2 separate regions of the Mus musculus genome follow, and region 2 is linked to region 1. Evidence: chromatin loops called from intact Hi-C (ENCODE). Cell type or tissue: left cerebral cortex. All regions are shown on one strand.

Region 1 (2,500 bases):
GTGCCCTGGCTCTGGAGTGATAGACAGTTGAGTCATTATATGGATGTTAGGAATGGACTCTGAGTTCTCTGTAAGTGCTGTAAAGGCTATAATCACTGTGCCATGTCTGCAGCCCCGTAGGTGGATTCTTTGTGTGAGAACACACTGACACAGTACAGATATCTATCCTTCATCTGGCTTTCACTCAGTAGTTCTAGCATCCATTGATGTTGGTTGCTTGAAATAAGACAGTTTCAAGTTAATTTTGTAATCCTTTGCTTATTGTTTGGGACTATTCTGTGCATAAAGCTTCTTTGTCTCTAGAAACTTCTGCATTTATTCACTTAGATCTATGTGGACTCATCAATTATATTCAATGTTTAGTTAATCATCTGTTACTCTCAGTTTGAGACTCAAAATTTCTAAGATCTGGACACAGATGTTCTCTCAAAGTGGCTTCTACATCCTTTTAATGTGTCTTTACCATGCGTTTAGCATTTCCTTACTGTAATAAGCCAAAAATTATTTCAGACTCATTTTATATTTTCTTTGCCCAGACCTGGGTCTTCTTCTGCAAGAAGTCCTCATTCCCTTATTCACTGCATATAAGAGTGTAAACTGGCACAGTCATCATGGAAATCTGTGTGGAAGATTCCAACAAATTAAAAGTAGAACTACTGTATAACCCAGCTGTACCAGGCCTGGGCATATACCAAAGAAGCTGATCTCCTACCGCAGGTATTCTTGTGTATCCATGTTGCTGCATTTTTTGCAATAGTGTATATATATACAATGTACATACATGTATACAATGGTATTTTATTTACCTGTAAAGGGAACTGACATGAAATGTGTAGCAGAATAAATGGAGTTGGAAAGTATCGCAAGTATCGCATTAAGTGTGATACCATGGACTCAGAAAGACAAATACCATATTCTGTTGCTTACATGTGGATCCTGACTTCTGATGTTCATATAAGCATATACTTTGTTGTATAAAATCACACATCAGTTTTACTGTAGCACATATGTGAAGCCTTCTATTATAACTACTTCAAAAACGAGCATAACACTGTAGCTGCTCCAAGTCACTGGAACAATTGGCTTATGCCTTTGGTAGAGTTGTCTATACACTGTAGATACTTGTTTCCTTATTTCTAGGCTGTGAGTCATAATAGTATTTATCTTGCAGGATGAGTTTTTTGAGTGTTTATTATCTTTTATTTCAGATTGATACACTTAGTTGTAAGCTTCCATAATTCAGTCTAGAAAACGTGTGTGTTTAACCTTGCCTGGTAGGACCCCTGAAACATTCACATCCTGCTCTTTGCCCGTTTGTTTGTGAAGTAGCCTGCTAAGACTACTGTCTCAGAACTAGGTTAATTCTGTGACAATAAAGGAATTTGAACTTTGTAAAGCCAAAATTTCAAGAGCACAAGGAGACCTGGAGTTTCCTTGGACCGCACGTTCCTCACACCTTCTGTTCTGCTCTCATTGGAGAAGATGAGTCAGCACCCAGTTTCTCGCACATCAGAGACTTCCATCCTTTCTCATGGGCACATTTTCTGAGATAAAACAAGTGAAAAGACAACTACACTGTCATATAAGAGTGAGGGTTAGTTCTTAGAGGGAGCCCATATACATTGCTGGTGGGAAGGTCAGCTAATCCAGACACTACGACTGTCTTATGGAGGTGCTTCAAAAGATAGAAGACAGAATTCTCTAGGAAGACCTAGATTTTAAGGATTAAGCAAACTGACAAATATAGCATTATTAAACAGTCTCTAATAATAAACCCCACAATTCCAGAAGTTGTTATTTTTGATCATTATTTGTGTTCTAGGTCCCTTACTTCTGTGTAGGTATTCACCACATCAGTTTTTATTATGTCTCCAAAGTTGCCCTAACAAAACCACAATGGTTGAAATATTTGACTCAACTCAACTTCATAAGTCCCAAATGTAATGCCATTGTTGTGGAGTCTGGAGATTGGGCCTTTGGAAGGTAGTAGATCACACGGTTGGAACCGTAATGGATGAGATTACTGTCTTTATTAAAGGCCACAGAGCTAACTTGCCTTTTCTACTCTGAATACATCAAGAGAAACTGAGGCTATGACCTGAAGTGACCTCATCAGAGGCTGATCCCACACGGCGAGTGGTGGACAAGGGGCAGCCCCAGGTACCAGGTTCTCAGTCTCCCACATCCCACACTGGATATGGCGGAGAAGCTGAGAACAGAATAGGGGCCCCTGGGCAGTGGCCGGGGAGATAAGGGAAGAAGGCAAGGGGAGAGGCGGCACTGGGTGGTTCCCAGGCAGGTGAGAGTCCTTAGTCCGGTCAGTGGCTGCAGTGTAGGAAGGTCTTCTGTCCGGAGGTTAGATATGGCTCCTTAGGAGAAAGCCTATCCCATCGTTCAAGCAAGGCGGGCCTTGATGGTCAGAGAGAGTCTATGGTTTTATAGCTCTATTGTAGAAAGGCAGGGAGAAAGGAGAGAAGGTAAAAAGAGAGAGGGAGAGGCT
Region 2 (2,500 bases), 380 kb after region 1:
TCATATCCAAGGCTCTCTCCTTTCCAGCACTCCAAGCAAGGCAGATGCCCTCTGGGACAGAAAATCATTTCATCTTGCATGCCGGCTTTGACTGTTAGCAAGCATCTTTCCAAAGTGATGCTTGAGAGGGATTGGGTAACAAGATGTGAGTCACCTGACAATGTCCTATATGCCAGGAATAAGGACAGTATATGTCACCTGGGTTCTGGGACATTGCCAAAATGCTAAGCTAGCTTTTCTGATCAACTACCACTTGAAAAGTTCACTCACATCTGTAGGGTTCTTCACAGCCCCCCCCCCCCCCCGTGTTTACAATTCTCCACATTTCATCGTCTGTGGTAAGAAACTGCCATGGGTAAAAGGAGCCAATATTGAGGACTGAAGCTGCAGGCAGCATCCTCCGGGGAGGCTTACCTTTTTTGCCCCTTGCTCTTCTTCCACACCATCTCCTATGACAACGTATACCACTTTCCTTCCAAACCTTTGGATTATCCTCTCAAAACAGCTTTCCTTTCCTAGTGGATAAAAGCAAGGTACAGAAAGTATAATTTGATGCTGGGCGTCCGTGCTTCCGACTCAGCTCTATCCAACCCAGGGAAACACGTCGAGCCACTTGAGCACATGAAGACAGCACAATGTGCTAAAGGCTGTGAATTCATTAGCAGTGTGTAGGCTGTTTTTCGAAAATTAATGGCCTGTGACACATGAGGTCAGGCTAGCTATCAATGTGGCCTAACACAAAATCACAAACTTACTGAAGTGCTGAGGTTTTGCTTTGTTTTTAGTTCCATTGCACAATTAATAGCATGAACTTTGAAACACCATGTCTCAAAGCCAAAATGTTGGGCAGCCTGGTTTAAATAGACTTTTCCAAAGATCTTAATGATACAAACATACGAATGTGTGTCCATGCACATCTGCCTGAGTGTATGTGTGTGCACACTAGTGTACTGAATTATAATAAGAATTCTTTCCCTACAAGCCGAGACTAAAAGGCATATAATTCTAGCAGTCTATTTTAGCTTATAAACTTGTTATATTAAGCCGAATCATACAGGATCAGTGCGAGTGACTTAAAAACAAAAATAACCAAACTTAGTAATTGAACCCTTGCTGGTCAAGAGAAAGACATACAAAGCCTAATGTCTTTGCTTAAAAATATGCTATACATTATCCTCTTAAACAACTGTCGGATAGCATGCTTATGGGTAGTACAACAAGATTGTGGCCACCTCACCCAGCCATCTTACACCCAACCAAGCGCTTTCCTAGAGGAAAGCAGGATCCAGGCAACAGAACACCGTTATCTGTCTATTATCTTTCCAATGTCAGGCCTTCCTCTGGGCTTGGCTGTCAGCACATCTCTGTAGCTAATGCTGGCATTGTTTCTTCTCACAGAGGAGATCGGTGTCTGGGTCTCGGTTGCCAATAAGGTCATTTGAATGGACAAAGGGACAGTTGATAGTTCTCAAACATGAATGGCTGAGCAGGGCCTGCACCTCTTTCAAATGAGGATCAGATATATCCATGAACAAATTGCTTGTTTGCTTAAACAAATGTCTGCTTTATATTTGTATTTTGCACTAAAATCTTTCATTTGCATCTGACAGAATGTAATATGGCCAGCCTTGGTCAAAGACTCCTTTCAATGCTTTAGTTGCCCACTAAACTGTGAAATTTTTAAATCACTTTAAGAAACAGACTTTTTCCTCTGAATGGGAAAATGCTTTCATGTTCTGCAAAGCTGAATTACTTCTGACTTGTATAGAAAGGAATATTAAATTGCTATATAAATGTGAACAGGTTTTTCTTTGTTTTGTTTTTAATTTTTTTACTATAGTGTTAGGGATCAGGCCCAGGGCTTTTCACAGGTTAGGCCTGAGCTAATCTCACAACTCCTTAGTGGTTATTTAAGGGTGAAGTTTTGGTGGAAAAAATAAAAAGTCTGGCTTGTATACTGTCATCTACAGGTTTCATTGCAAACTTTGGGTTATATAGATTTTTTTTTGCACTAAGTATTGAAAAGCTGAAGTTGTCAGCCTGTCGATAGTGACCCCCACAATGATTTCACTTGGTGACAGTCAGCAATAGTCACAGGTCTTTCAATCCCTACATTGCTTACAAAAACAGAACAGAACATAAGATTATTTTAAAAAGGAGCTTGTTTTTATTATTTTTCATTAAAAAAAGTTTTAGTTTAAGAAGCATGAGTTGTTCTTAGACATGGAATCGGCAGATTTTTTAAAAATGGTAGTAGGCTCAGCTGCCCAGGCTCCATGCATTCCTGTCACGGTAACCTTGTTTTCCTGGTTAACATGGCAGTGTTGACCCAGCTGCCTATAAGAAACTCTATGGCCTCCCCAGCCTCTTCCAATGCACAGATGTTTATCCATTTCATCCAAACCCATTTTCTGAGTACATACACATTGTCTAAGTGTATAAGGAACGCCGCACACTGTAGTCATTGTGGGGAAAAAGAAACAAAGGGCCCCAGGAATGT

Evidence for each region. Hi-C counts contacts between places; a loop is a spot of excess contacts. Peaks named below come from ENCODE experiments on the same cell type or tissue, not always from the same donor. Only the 100,000 strongest peaks of a DNase experiment are listed, where the experiment ranks them.
Region 2: it touches region 1 in a loop (2.2-fold over the local background); 2 of 42 quality-filtered maps call a loop at or near these places.

The regions. Positions count from the first base shown.
Region 1 is chr1:13,800,612-13,803,111 of GRCm38, forward strand. No RefSeq gene overlaps it. Among named protein-coding and RNA genes, the nearest start is that of Gm26273, 27 kb to the left of the region's middle. In left cerebral cortex, no CTCF peak of the experiment used is centred here; a DNase peak (open chromatin) is centred at 1,479.
Region 2 is chr1:14,179,066-14,181,565 of GRCm38, forward strand. It overlaps Eya1 (EYA transcriptional coactivator and phosphatase 1), which reads right to left. Exons shown (of 18, transcript NM_001310459.1): 17 at 415-515. Among named protein-coding and RNA genes, the nearest start is that of Eya1, 130 kb to the right of the region's middle. In left cerebral cortex, no CTCF peak of the experiment used is centred here; a DNase peak (open chromatin) is centred at 1,417.